Linked DNA regions of Mus musculus: region 1 is linked to region 2. A link is a contact called in ENCODE Hi-C or POLR2A ChIA-PET data. All regions are on one chromosome and are shown on one strand. Each heading gives the region's core, a stretch centred on a gene start or an enhancer-like site at or near the end of the contact. The rest is flanking DNA. Distances are from core to core; before and after follow the strand shown. Region 1 has its middle 43 kb from the start of D730003I15Rik. Region 2 holds the start of D730003I15Rik (RIKEN cDNA D730003I15 gene).

Region 1 (7,334 bases), core at 4,005-6,504, 45 kb after region 2:
AAATCGCACCAAGAATTTCCCTATGTGTAGCTCAGACTGTGTGACACGTGACCAGCCACCCCTGCCTTCCCAGCCACATAGAGTAGGTGCATATGTGCATACATGCCCAGCCAAGCATCCAGTTTCAGACTTCCTTGCATACAGTTCACCCCCAAACATGATGGAGTGCAGCGGTCACTGCTCCTCATAATGTGCCTGGTATCCGTGGGGTGCTCTCCTGGTGGTGCTGTCTAGCTTCACTCACTGTGGTGGTGGGGAGGCCAGCTGGGGTCTTTCTCTAAAGCAGACTTTTTCACGCGCGTCCTACTGACATTTAGGATGAGGCAAATCCCTGTGGAGGACTAGCCATTGTCAGATGCTGAGCCTACATCCCTAACTTCTGCACACAAGCTCTCAACAGCAAACCCAACTATCTCCACTGTGGCCAAGTGTTCCCCCAGGGAAGTAGTGTCCTTTGAAGACAGCTGGGATGTAGGGAATGCTGCAGGGGTGACCTGTCATTGCTATCAGTGATCTGATCTTCTTAGTGACTAACCCAGGCTCCCTGTGAGAGCAGATGGGGTCTTAGCAAGAGTGCATAAGACTCAGACCACACGGTCGAGCCCAGAATCACGGATAGGAAGATGTACCGCTGGGCCGCATCACTGTATCCCTTGCCAGTGGTCAGCGTGGCCAGGGTGCATAGGGACCAGGAGGAAGACAGAGCTACCTCAAGATGATGCCCCTTTGTAAAAGTACAGGGCTTTTCTGTGCCCTCCCTTGTTCCCGAATAACGACACAGAGACCTTTGTGTTTATTATAAGCTTTAGGCACTATAGCTATTAGAACCTGACAGTGCTAGCCTGGACTACTTCCCAGACACGTGGCCCATTACCAGCCATCTTAGTCTCTGGTCCTGGTACTTCCTTCTTCATCCCTGTCCAGACAGTGACTCCCCTGGTCCCCACCTGATACCCTCTACCCAGAAGTCCCACCTTTTCCTTTCCTACCTAGCTATAGGCTGTTCAGCTCTTTATTTGACCAGTGAGATGGTAATGGAGAACAATGTTTACAGAATACTAAGTTAGGAGATGATTCATAGTAACACCAAAGTCTGGACAGCCACCGGACCTCTGGAAACAGATATCAGCATCTGAATACACAGTGCCCAAAAGCATCCTCCAGGACCCTGTGAGTTGTCATTTGCACAGTGTGGCAAAGGGTTGTTCTTAGTAGTGATCCCAGGTTTGGCTTGGCTCTGTGAACGCCAGACACAGAGGATGGGGGTCTGGTTGTACAGTCACCGATGGGGACAGTGGGAAAGGAACTCTCCTTGATTGGTGGTCCTTCAGCACTAGAAACATTCAGATTTTAAACATTTAAACGGGATGGAATACATTACAGCCCTTGACTGTATTGGTTCCCAGAAAACGTCAATGGGGAGGGGAAGGCCAGTGCTCAGGCTCTTAGAGTTCAGTTGCTTAATTTGTCTCACTTGCTGTCTAGGGCAGTCACAGACAAACCTGCCACTCGGGCTCCGATGGCTCTTCATATAGAATGTTCAGATCACACGCTTCGGAAAATGACACAGAACTGGCATTCCAAGAAGACACCAGAGTCCCAGAGAGGCTAGGGTGGGGCAGCCCTGGGAGTGGCCACTTCCTCCCACCATATTCCACAGTCTGGAAGGCAGTAGATCTGGAGGCAGAGGCCAGACATTAAGACGTGCAAGAAAGGGAATCAGGCTCAGTGAATGAGAACTTGCCACCATGAAAACACAGTGCTACAAGATGTTCCCAGAATACCCCTCTCCACTGTGAACTACGGTCCCTGAGAGAAGCCGCATCTGTAAAGATTGTACAGACTCGCTCACTGGTTAGAATATTCTGGTTGTGGAGACTTAAAACGTTGTGGCTCCAAAGCCAAAATCATCTGGGGCTGTCTTTAGTTCCCCTAACAGTCATTTGTCAGCTGCCTGAGTCTGACTATCAGGACATAGACCTCTGGGATGTATTAGCAGAACACTAGCTTCCACCAAGCCCAAAGTTAGGCCTGTCATTCAATGACACTGAAACCTTAGCAAAGTTAAACAACCCCACACCCCACACCCCACATCCCACACCTGCCCTTGCTGGAACTCACCTACCTGTTATCCACATCAGTGTTATTTGGTAAATGTATTGATCTGTGACTATATGTGTTCTGTGACTATAAAGGTTCGTGTAGGGCTGGGGATACGACTCAGTTTGTAAAGTGTCTGCCTACCGTGTATGAAGCCCTGGGTTCAGTCCCCACCATCACATTACACTTCCTGCATGGACACCCAGCACGTGAGAGGTGGAGACGGGAGGAGTTTAAAGTTATCCTCAGCTACATAGTGAGTTCAGAAACAGCCTGGGCTATATGAGATCCTGCCTCCCCCAAGCAAACAAAACATGTTCATGTAACCACGTCCATGGTAGAACAGGTCACTTAGGTCAAACTGAATCCATGTTCTGGGGCTCTGGCCACTCATATTTGGCTCATATTTGGAGAGATCTGTGCTGTGGGCCAACACCACAAGCTCCCTTTGGGGCCCTGTATGTGGAGAGACATGGGGTCACATCTGGCTGTGCCCAGAAGCACCCCGAGTCTTTACTGATGTCAGTTAACTGGCCCTGTGGTTAAACCCTGTGTGTTCCTTCCCGTGACCACTTTCTAGTCTGCTCACAGCACTTTCCCAAGCGCTTTGCACTGGGGCCTGGGCTGGCTTCTCAGAGAACAGTGTAGCAGTGTAGTTGGGAGGAGTTCCGGGAGGAACCGTTCCCTTGTTAGTTCTCCTAGCCCCTGCTGAAGCTCCAGAGCCCAGCCCTGTCTTTGCTCCCTTTTTCGGGTTCTGCCTTTCCATCACAGTGCCCTCTGACCCCTTTCTTCTCGGTTTAGCCCACGGACACCTGACCCTTCACTTCCATTCCTGCATTTCCAGGTCACAGCACCGCAACCTACTCCAGCTCACTTCCTCCCAGGCATCCGGTCAAGTCACAACCTGTAGCCTGTTCTTAAGGCGTAGACATGAACAAGTGGCTCCCAGTCCATCTCTGCATTCATAAATTGAAGAGGATGACATGTTCCCAAGAGAGCCCCCTGGGATCCTCAGGAGCCCTCCATCTTATGGCTCCCCAAAGGTAAGGCCACCCTGTAAAGATCCTCAACGCTGTGGGTTTGTTCTGGTAAAGTATAGCAGCAATTTGTTAACCATTCTGGCTCGCGGTGGGTTGCACACCTGCCCACCCAGGAGCTTTTAGGATTTGAAAATGAAAGACACATTTGTCAGTTAATTTTTGACGTGTCGTGACTAGCTCAAAGGCTGAGCACTCCTGAACCTTCCCCTGCTAGCACATATTTTCCTCCAGTACTGCTGACTTAATACCCTCCAATTCTATATTTTATCTTTGTTGCCCTCTCCTTCTGGGCAGCCCCCTAGTCTTTGCTGCCTAAGAGGCTTCTGGGGCTGCATTCTTTCTCACCTACATTTCGGATGATTTTCCTTCTGCAGCTCTAAATCTAATCCATCTCCCTCCGAATCATGGCGATTCTCCTTCTCCTTCCTCCCAGTTCCTAGCCTGTGCAGATCCAAAGGTCCCACCTCAGTTTACCTACCCAGCCATTGGCTGTTGGCTCTTTATTGGTTGATCAAAAGCCAATTGGGGACAAGAACCTTCAGCGGTTTGAACAGGCAGATTTCCATTTGGGGGGGCTGGACTAATTCAAAGCAATAGGACCAATCCCCAACAGTAAAGTGTCTTCCGGTCAGCTTCACGTCTACGTTCCCCTTTAGGGACCAGCCAGAAAGAATGGGCTGCTGTCTTCCACACTCCACCCTACTTCCTCCTCCTTGGAATGTCATCTCCAGGCCCTTGCTGGAGCTGCTTCCTCGTTCTAAATGTCATCTTGCTGTTTTCATGGATGTGAGCTCTCCCTCTCTGCTCAAAACATCACAGGATTCCAGCTCTCCTCAGTCACCTTTGCCCTTCTGAATTCTTGACATTCTCCTTGGCCACATTGCCCTGTGTCGTAATTCCAGGGTTGTAAATTAGAGTGTCACACACCAGCACAGAAACTGCAAATCTGTGCACAGAGCTCTGTGGCACAGCTACAGGGGGCAGCTTCCCGGCTGGCCCCTGTGCCTCTGTGTGAATGCAGCTGTGCCCCAGTGCTTAGCACTTGGGTCTTCCAGCCCCCACCTTCTTGGTGAATTCACCACATCTAGCTTTCTGTCAGCAGGAGCTACAGGGGCTGCTGTAGCCCGAGCCCCTCCAGAGCTCACTCACCCTCCACCACCTACTGGCTCCTACATCATAGGGATGTCTGAGACCATCTTCCTAGGTTGTAGGTTGAAGGCCAAATCCTTAGTCTTTCCTCCTACAGTCAAAGACAGCTGCGCTGTCATTGCTTAGGTCGCACACCTAGAGACACAGCTGACTTCTGTTTCTCTCATGCCGGCATCCCTTCAACCTGCAACGGATTTGGACACTTGCCCCTCTTGCCATTCTGCTGTGATTCACAGCCAGCCGTTGCCTGCTTTGTCCTGTTGTCCTTAATGTCTCCTTGCCTCCTTGTGTACTCCTGCTTCCTCTGTAATTCAAGGAGTTAACTCAGCAGCCCCACTCTTCTGGGAAGTCAGCGGCGGCCGCTCCTCAGCCCATAGCCTTCTTCTGATGGGATCATGCCCTAATTCTGAGTAGGAATTGGTGCCCTCACAATGGCCTGTGTAGCTCCTAACATAGTGGTGTCTGCTCACTGCAACCAGCTGCAGTGGCCTAAAGGACTCCAGGTGTACCCCACTTTCAGGCTTGGGCAATGGCTTCCTCTCTGCTTGGAACATGTTTCTAAGAACCTGCATGGCACAGGTGGACAGCACAGGTGCATGGCACAGGTGGACAGCACAGGTGCATGGCACAGGTGCACAGAACAGGTGGACAGCACAGGTGCATGGCACAGCTGCATCTGCATCTGTGGTATTATTCAGTAGGGTCTTCCTAGCATCTCCACCCTTTTTTTTTTTTGTCCTTTCTTTTTGTCTGTGACACTTAACCCAGATGAACATGCTATATACTTTTTATTATTGTCTTTCTGATAAAATGCGAGCTCCTGGGAGGGTGGGTTTTTATCTGACACATTGTGGGTGTGTAGTAACTGTTTGTAAGGGAAGGAATGAATAGGAGAGAATGGTTCGGACATGCCTGAGTCAGCTTTCCTGGAAGCAGGAGCATGCTTATCCATGTGTCAAACTGGACACCAGGGGATAGCCGGGAAAAGCATGCTTCATACCATGAGCTCAGCCTGCTGGTCCCCTGCCTGATGCTCAGGCCCAGCCCCAGGAAGAGCATCCCAAACAGCAGAGCACACTGATGTTGGACTCCTAGTGTCTCAGACAGTCTGCCTTGTAACCCTCTTGCTGCTCACAGTCGGAGTTACTACATTCTGACAGAATCTCCAGGCTCCTGAGTTATAAATTTAGAAAAGGGAATGAGGTGTGAGGAGTGGGTATTTTTAGCCTTGCTGGTTTGGTTCCTCAGCACATGTGCGTGTAGAAAGCTTTGTCTGTATTTAGTATTAAATCAGGAAGTAAGAGGACTGAGTGGTGGGTCAGCGTCTCTGGAGGTGGCTGCGTGAGCCGGTTGCCACACAGGGTTAGGCCAGAGCAAGTTCCCAGGAAATGTCTCTGCAGAGTCATCCAGGGCTCAGCAGTAAGAGCCTTAGACCCTCCCGTTCCCTTTCCTCCGTCTGCCAGAGGCGCCAATGAAAGTAGAAGGGCCCCTCTGGGCAGGTCGTGGGCAGTCAGACTCTCAGTGAGGGAAGGTGGGACTAAAAGCTCTCACACTGGTGACTGCCACACAAGCTCCCGGGGCGGGTGAGGGTGGGGGGCTGAGAGGAGGGACAGGATATGGAGCTGTCACATTAGGACAGTGATATGAGGTCTTCCTTCCCCTTTGGAAGTTGAAGGTGGAGAAGAAGAAAACTCAGGAGGGCAAGAGTCATATTTGCTTAGAAATGACAGCATGGTGTGGGTACTGCAGAGAGTGGTGGGAAGCAGCCTGGCTGGTAGTACATTCTAGGAGATGATCCCTGCTGTGGTTAGAACTAAAACCTCCACTGTAAAGTACTCTGAAAGAGCATGTGGAGCTGGGTCGTAAGAGCTTGGTCCTCATGAACAGATTAGCCCATCTGTGGGTTCACGTGTCTGTCAGCTTCCTTCCACCTATTTTTGTTCATGATTTAGTCAGGGTTGCTATCTTGCACAAACATCATGACCAAGAAGCAAGTTGGGAAGAAAAGGATTTATTCAGCTTACACATTCACATTGATGTTCATCACCAAAGGAAGTCAGAACTGGAACTCACACAGGGCAGGAACTTGGAGACAGGAGCTGATGCAGAGGCCATGGAGGGATGTTACTTACTGGCTTGCTTCCCCTGCCTTGCTCAGCTTGGTTTCTAATAGAAACCAGGACTACCAGCCCAGGGATGGCACCACCCACAAGGGGCCCTCCCACCCTTGATCACTAATTGAGAAAATGCCTTACAGCTGGATCTCATGGAGCCATTTCCTCAAGGGAGGCTCCTTTCTCTGTGTCAAGTTGACACAAAACCAGTCAGGACAGTGTCTGAGGCCCCGTTGCCTTCGGGCTGTGATGAGGCAGAGCATTAGGGGTGAGCATGGTGGGCTGGAGCAGCTCACCTCATAGCAGCTGAGAAGCAGAGACAGCGAGAAGGGCTGGGCTGCTACCAACCCCTTTGAGAGCATGCCCAGAGTGGCCAGGCAACCTCCCCATTAGGTCTCACCTCTTAAAGGGCTAAACCAATAGCACTGTGAGCTGGGGACCAAGCTTTTCAGATATGGGCTTTCATGGGACATTTATCTAAACCATAACAATGAATTCCCCCTTACAATAGGTCTGTTTAAAAGCCAGTTTGATGCTCTCTTGGATGCCCCATTTTACCATGCGATGCCCTATGCCTCCTAGAATGCTATAGAGCAATGGTTCTCAACCTGTGAGTTGTGACCCCTTCGGGGTCACCTAAGGTCATTGGAAAGCACAAGTAGTTACATTACAATTCATAACAGTAGTAAAACTTCAGTTATGAGGTAGCACCAGAAATGATTTTATGGCTGGGGGTCACTACTGTATCAAAGGGTGGCAGCGTTAGGAAGGTTGGGAATCCCTGCTCTAGTGAGGGCCTTACCAGCAATGAGAACCTCAGAAGATGGGGCAAGCCAACCGTGAGCTTCCCAGCCTTCAGAGCTGTGAGCTAAGCAAACTCTCTCCTTATAGAATACCAGACTCTGGTATTTTGTTGCAGCAACAGAAATCA
Region 2 (7,697 bases), core at 3,760-6,259:
TCTTTTTTTTAAGTGCTGAATAATATTCTATTGTCTGGATTACCATAGATTGTTCATTTACTTACAAGGTGATGGAATTCTGAGTTGAGTGTTGTGACCCATACCTGCCACCCCAGCACTCAGGGAACTGAGACAGGAGGATTATCATGAGGCCAGCCTAGGTACAGATGGAGGCTGTTCTATCCTAAAGGGACAGTGTCACAAACAAACAAATGAAAGCAAATAAGCAACTTCTTGCCCCAAGCCCCTCATGGTTCTAGTGTGAATGTCACTGAGAGCAGAGATGGTCACAGGGCCTCACATTCCTCTTCTGGACACTGTTCCAACTCCTCATTCCTGCCTGCCCCACAGCCCTTGGCAAGGTGTGTTCTTCCTGGCATCTCTCTGCTCCATTTCAGCAGCTGGGGAAGCAGCTAGCCTACCAGGAGGGAGTACTAAGCTGATGTAAGGTTGGCTCACTCACACACACACACCACACACACCCTCACACACACACCACACTCACACACACACCACCCTCATACACACTCACACATGCTCATACCCTCTCACACACGCACTCACACATACTCATACCCTCACACACACACACTCACACAACCACACTACACTCTCACACACACTCACACATGCTCATACCCTCTCACACACTCACACACACTCACACACTCACTCTCACACATACCACAAACTCCCACTCATACACAAACTTGCATTGTTGTTCCCTTCTTCCTCTGGGTCCTTGTGTTCTCCAGCTCATCCGGCTCACCCTGGGGCAGCTCTTCTAAACAAACAAGTCTGTGATCTGGATGCAGTTACTACATGAGCTCTCTTCCCTCTGCCATCACTTGGTATTCACCGAGCACGGCCATGGATCAATGACCGTTGCACTAGGTATGCTAGAACATGCTTTCCATCCCAGCATGTGGGAGGCTGAGGCAGGAGAATAGTGAGTTACAGACTACTCAGAGCTATATAGTGAAGGCTGTCTTAGATCTTGACACCCCAATAAAGAAAATTTCAGCCTTAAGTTCTCTCCCCAGCATGGCAGTGTTGGAGGCATGGGTGTGTATATATTACACAGAGTTTCCCTGCATAGGTCCTGGTAACTTAAAACTCATTATGTACTCTAGACTGGGCCAGAACCCACTACAATAATCCTCCTGCCTCGGCCTCCTCAGAACTGGAAGCACAAATGAGAGCCACCATATCAAGTTGGAGCAAACCCTTTCTTTGGGGTGTGATAAGTAGGTTAGGGCGGCAGAGCAAGTCCCTGCTGATGGGATTAGTGTTCTCATGAAAAGAAGACACAGACAGCCTAACTTCCATGGACACACGCCAAGAAAAGGTCATATGACGAGTCAACAAGAAGGCAGCCATGAACGAGGGAGCTGGTCCCCACCAGCACTTGCAGCTCCTGCACCTTGGACATGGACTCTCCAGACTCCAGAACCGTGAGAAACAAACACATGCTGTGCGTGCCACTTGCTTCATGGTGACTTGTGAAAGAGACCTGTCCTCTATACCACGACCAAAAGCAACTTGGGAAGGAATGGGTTTAGTTATGTCTACAGGTTGTATATACTCCCTCTCTGAGGGATGCCCAGGCATGAGCTTGAAGCAGAACCCAAGAGGAAGATTGCTTACTGGTCTGCTGACTTACTTTATGCTAATTTTCTTATACAGCCCAGGCACAGCTGACTAGGCACGGTGCTGCCCACCGTGGCCCAGGCCCTCTCACACCAATGATGGAACAAGACAATTCCCCACAGATAAGGCCATAAGGCAATCCGATTGAGGCAACTCTTTACTTGAGGTTCCCTCACTCCAGGTGCTTCTAGGTTGGGTCAAGTTGACAATAAAAACAGACCTAGCTACCACAAGCCTCTACCACATGTGACCAGAGAGACCAAGGAGCTCAGAGCTTTGAGAATTCAGAAGCTGTTTACACACATTTGTGCAGAGTTCTCTCCTCACAGCTCCTGCCTCCACCAATGCCTGTTTGAAGGTGAGGATAGATGTGGGCAGAGAAGGAAGATATTAACTGTAAGAAGTCTCTGAGCTCCTCTCTGGGCCAGTGAGGTAGCTCAGCGGGTGAAGGGGCTTGCCTCTAAGCCTGCAGATCTGAGATCAGTTCCTATCATTGGTGTGGTAGAAGGACAAACCTGACCTTTACAAGTTGTCCTCTGATCCCTACAAACATGATAACCGCAAATAAATGTACTAAATCATTATCATTCAATTACAATTATTATTTTATGTGTAACAGTTATAGAGTTTCTGTTATTATTATTATTATAGCAAACCCCTCACCCTTCATTTTAAGACATAAACTCTTACATAAATGGTGAAGCTACTTAATGCCTGAATAGACTGGATAGGCTGCAATATAAATAAAGAAAGTTTCTAATAAATTACTAGGGGTGCAGATGTCCAAGTTATACAGGGAGGTAGGAATAAGCACGGTGCACTTCTGACCTGTGAGAAGGACGACCTGATCCTACCCAGCTATCTTAGGAGCGTTGTGTGAAACAGGAGTACTCTAGGACAGGGCTCATGGCTCACAAGCACACGGCTCGAGAATTACCATGGAGTCCAGCTCAGCCAGTGACTTCTGAGTTTCACCATGCTGGATCCAGGGAGTGCTGTTGACTCTTGGGTCCTGGGCCATACTCTCCACTCCTGTGGGAGAGTGTGCCTACTGCTCAGGTCTGCAGTGTGCCTGGTGCTTTGTGTCACCAAGTGAGTCACCCATGTGGTTGGGAATGGTCCAAGGACTCCTGCTCTTTGCCTGCTGGGGCTGTTTGCCGGAGAGCACAATCCTTCCACATTAGTGGTGGTGTTTGCGTTTATGACTCGTCCTGACATTTAATGGAGTGGAGCTTCTGGGGTGGGGAGTGAGAGCTGGAAGCTCAGAAAATCAAACGCTGCTATGATGACACCAGATCTCAGTTACTGCAGATTTAAAAACAGCAGTGGACCTCATAGTGCCATTCTGTGGGGAAAATCACCCTCTGGGTCACCTGTCTGGAAGTTGGGTGGAAGAGAGAAGATGGGAGAGATGGCAGTCCCCAGAACCCTTTCTCGAGTTCTTCCTATGTTCACGCCACGACGTTTTATGTCACATATCTGACCTCTGACAGTTTGCAGGCTCATTCGTACCCATTGCCCTACCTGGGTCTTTTTTTTTTTAAGTTGTTTTTCTGATCCCCCCCCTTTTTAATTATTTTCTTTTGTTAACATACAAAGAAATGGGTTCCATTGTGATGTGTTTATACACAGGCCCTAATACTTTCTTATTCTCCTCTTGACTGCCCTCTAAGCCTCATACCACTTACTGCTCCTCCTTCCCCTCAAACAGTCCTTCCTTCTGCACCCAGTTCTGCCTTCTTTCCTCTCCGGCTGCTTTGACTGCACTTCATCCCGAGCTCCTCCCCTTTTTGATTTAGAAGTTTAGGTTATATGTGTCTATGTCCGTATAGGTAGGTATGTGCAGGAGTGCAGTGTCTCCAGAGGCCAGAGGGTGTTGGATCCCTAGTATCTGTAAGGAGCTAATGTGCTGGAAATTGACTCTAGTCCTCTGCAGGAGCAGGTCTTTCTTGTAACTGCGGAGCCATGTCTCCAGCCTCCATAGTGTCCTCTCTGCTTTCATGTCACACATATACATGCATATACAGATTTAAATCTAGATTCTGCATATGACAGAAAGCATGCTATACTTTCCCCAAGTGTGGCTTAGGTCACTTAACACAATGATTTCCAGTTCCATCCATTTTTCCTACAGCAATTTTCATTCTTTGCTAGCAAAATTCAATTGCTGGGGCCAGAAGATGGCTCAGCAGATAAAGACTTCAATAATCCTCAGACCCGGAGTTCATTCCCTACAACCTACCTGGTGGAAGGAACGAACCAACCTGCTCTCTGATCTCCACAGATACACTGTAGCACTTGCTCCCATACTCACCCACATACATGTAAATAAATAATTTTTAAAATCCCATACATGTATACATATAGAACGCATGTTCTTTAACCATGTATCTGTTGATTGCCATCTGGGTTAGTTCTTTATTTAGCTATTGTGAATAGTGCAGCAATAAACTTGGGTGTATTGGTGTCTTTGTGATGTGCTGACTTAGAATTCCTCCGGATTTATCAATTTGTATGTGTGCGCGTGCATGTGCTTGTGCACGCGAACTGCTTAAGACCCTCTATTCCTCACAGGCCACAAGATCTCAGGCAGGTGATCTCCCCTGAATGAAAGTAAGAAAGCTCACTGCAGGTGCCTGCACCAAGAAGTGGCTGCCCTGCAGTCTTTTCCTGGGCACCTGGGGCTGCCTGGGCTTTCTCCATCTCCTGGTGGGCACAAAGATGTTTGACCACAGACTCCACGTATCGGAGCAAAACCGAAATCACAGAAGCATGATGGACAGGAGACAGGGCAGGTCACACAGGTATGGAGACTAAGGACAGGAATGGTTAGCTTCTAAATGTCCACGCTGAGGACTTCCCGTGTGTCTGGCGTGAGTAGCCAGAAGACGGACTGTGACCACCTGCCATTGTCCCACTGGGCTCCCTTCCCACAGTGCGACCTCTCCGAAACTGTTCTTGGCATGACCGTGACCACAGTGGATGGCTCAGGACTGAGAAGCAAGGCCTGCCTCGGGCAGCTCTGGCCCTAATGGGCCAGCCCAGGTCTCTTAAGCACAGCCTCTCCAGTTCCAGAAAACTCATGGGTAGGCTCCACAGGGCTGGGCCCTAGGTCAGCCAAACTTTAGCACGAAAAAAATGAAAATTCTGGAGCCAGCCCTATGGCAATGATTAAGAGCTTGACGATGGTCAGCTCTGTGACCTGGACAGCATACTTTTTGTTTGAGGTGACCGAACGGGTGCAGTGCGAGCTACGGCCCCTTTAAGACAGCGAAACTCGAACTTTCTATCCCGGCTTCTCGGCAGCGCGCTTACGTCACAGCGTTCTCCGTGAAGGGGCGGGGCTGATGACTCACGCAGTCGGGCCTCCGCCCTTCCGGGCCGCGCGCACGTGAGCGCGCCGCTCCGCCTGTCTAATTTTAGCTCTGAGGTGTCAGGGTCGTGCGAGGTGAGGCGGCGGGGTCGCAACGGGCTCGGGTGGGGTCCTCACGTGACTCCGTGAGGCGGCATGCTCAGGTGGGGGTTCCCCTCAGGACTGGGGGGCCGGAGTCACGTGAGGTGAGGCGGGTCGTGATGGGTTTGGGTAAGGGTCCCCTCGCGACGAGGATGGGGTTGCATGAGGTGAGGCGGCAAGCCCTGGTCCTCTTGGTGAGCGGGGTCTTCAGGTCACGTGAAGTGACTGCACAAGGTCTCCACAGCTCGGACACGGGACCCCTCAGGAGTGGGTCGCCAGGTTCATCTGAGGTGAGGCGTTGTGTGGGGTGTCCTCTCCGGGTCACGTAGGTGCACCCGTGGGGTCAGTCGGCAGAGCCCGGGGCAGCTGAGCCCGACTGTGTGGACAGCCCTTGCACTGCAGGTCCAGAGCGATGTCAGTCAGAGAGGTGTGGCATCTGGGTCTGTGGGCCACACCTCTTTCAACCGAAGCAAGTTCTAGAAAGTCCCCTGGTGGGTGAAACTTATCAGAGTTCAAGTTTAGGTAGTGTTGGGTTGTAATGAAAACTTGTGAAGAGCGAGAGTAAACGTGGTGGCTGACCCTGCGACCAGCTGAGGAGACCCTGGCCCGGGGTCTTACTAAGGGGCTTCCGATCTCTGTATCTTCCCTGCTGAACTCAAGATGGTTTCCTGCATGTCTGTGAGGAGTGGAGGAGGACATGTCTGTCATCCAGAGTAACCGGGTCAAGGATGTGTGGTTAGATTGGAAAGGAAGACATCTGCTTGCATCAGCTCAACTTTGAAGACAGGGGGTGCACTGACCCCCACCCTCTCTCCCATCTCACATGAGGATGACCAGAGAGGGTTGGTGTTCGAGATTTGCCATAATGTGTGGGATCAGGAACCAGATAAAAGTTTAGTGTTGAAGAAATGAATGCCAGGCACCTTGTAAAATTGGCACCGCAGCCCTGTCATCAGAAAGTGAGCTGTTCTTTTGACACACAGAGTTGTTTGCCATGTCACAGTGACCTGCATTCTGTTAGTGAGGGAGCCTCAGGTTTCACATGGGTTGTCTCTGTATAAGCTGTAAAATGATAGCCTCTGGCCTTTATGGTATTGGGAAACTTGAAGTGTTTAATGATAAAAGTGGTTTCTAATGGTTGAGTGCTTCAGTTTCTTCTTTCCAACCCCCTATCCCCACTTTTTAAAAGAAAGGTTAATCGTGGAGAATGTGACAAGAATGAGAGAATCTGGTGTGTTCTTTCGTTTGCATTCCAAAAATAAATACAACCCTTCTGAGTTCATATGCAAACATGGATGTGCAAACATTTTAGAACTTTAGTCCCTGTAATTATCCACCTCTAACCAGTTTAAAGGACCTGAAGGTTGGGCTGGAAAGATGACTTAGCAGTTAAGAGCACTGGCTGCTCTTCCAGAGGACCACATGGCAACTCACAGCTGTCTGTAACCCCTGTTCCAGGGGACCAACTCCCTCATACATGCAGGCAAAACACAATGTACATAAAATAAAAATATTAGAAAAGACTTGAAGATTAAAATCCAGTATTGGCATTTTATATAGCAATAGCTGGCTCTTGACCAGTGTTTCAACCTTTCTAATGTCGTGACCCTTTAATACAGATTGTGGTGTTGTAACCCCCACCATAAAATTATTTTTGTTGGTCGTTCATAACTAATTTTGCTACTGGTATGATTCATGATGTAAATATATGATTTGCAAGATATCTAATATGCAACCCCTGGAAGGGTAGTTCAACCCCCAAAGGGGTCTTAACTCCCAGGTTGAGAACCACTGCTCTTGATCCTATTTTTTTTCTTTTTTTTAATTAGGTATTTTCTTCATTTACATTTCCAATGCTATCCCAAAAGTCCCCCATACCCTCCTCCCCACTCCCCTCCCCCCAACTTGATCCTATTTTTTATGCATGCTATTGAGAATTAAACCAAGGGCTTCATTGTATTCTACACTAAATTGTACCTTGAGCTGCCTTTTTATTATTTTATTATTTATCTCAGTTTTATTGTTGAGAAACTCTTTTACATTTAGGAGCTAAATGTGGTTTCCATCAAAACTGTAAGGTATTCAAGGGAGTTTAGAGGACACCAATCCTTCCATTCACTGTACAAGTAAGGAAACAGACTCAGGAGACAGATAGCTTGTTGGTAATCATGTGCCTAGTTACTACCAAAACCAGGTCTGTGCCCAGCTGCTCAGTGCTGTACTTATTTCCATGTGCTATGCTCTGATGGCCAGGTCATTGAGCCATGGAGAATGTACGTTCCTCATGACAGAGTTCAGATGCACAGCACTTGGTAGGCAGAGGTAGGAGCGTCTCTAACAACAAAATGAAAAGCACATTAGTCAAGTAAGGGCCTATTTAAATCTAATAGGATTTTTTTTTTCTGTTTCTCTTCTTTAAAAAAAATCTAATGATTCTATTTAGAAGTTTCACTCTGTGTTCTCAAATCATACATTAGGCAGTCTCTAAAATATAATCAGTGAGGAACAACTCAGCCAGAGCATATCTTAATCATCTTCTGTCACTCACCTTTATAAAACAGTTGTAGGCACATTATAATCCTTTTCAATAAAA

Evidence for each region. A loop is a pair of places that touch in the nucleus more often than their neighbours do. ChIA-PET counts read pairs that join two places held with the same protein, here RNA polymerase II (POLR2A).
Region 1: a map of heart shows a loop between it and region 2 (2.0-fold over the local background). The contact joins the enhancer-like site here to the promoter of D730003I15Rik in region 2. A Hi-C loop is called at or near these places in 6 of 37 maps with a recorded cell type or tissue (adrenal gland, gastrocnemius, heart and 2 more). POLR2A ChIA-PET finds 5 or more read pairs at or near these places in 3 of 5 experiments (Patski and embryonic stem cell).

What each region holds. Positions count from the first base shown.
Region 1 is chr1:191,264,085-191,271,418 of GRCm38, forward strand. No RefSeq gene overlaps it. Among named protein-coding and RNA genes, the nearest start is that of D730003I15Rik, 43 kb to the left of the region's middle. Within about 2 kb of position 5,255, at least 1 of the 3 ENCODE cell types and tissues checked has a DNase peak (open chromatin) inside an H3K27ac peak, as active enhancers do; it is heart, where a contact is called at or near this core.
Region 2 is chr1:191,219,445-191,227,141 of GRCm38, forward strand. It overlaps D730003I15Rik (RIKEN cDNA D730003I15 gene), which reads left to right and starts at 5,010. Exons shown (of 2, transcript NR_151547.1): 1 at 5,010-5,098; 2 at 5,765-6,243.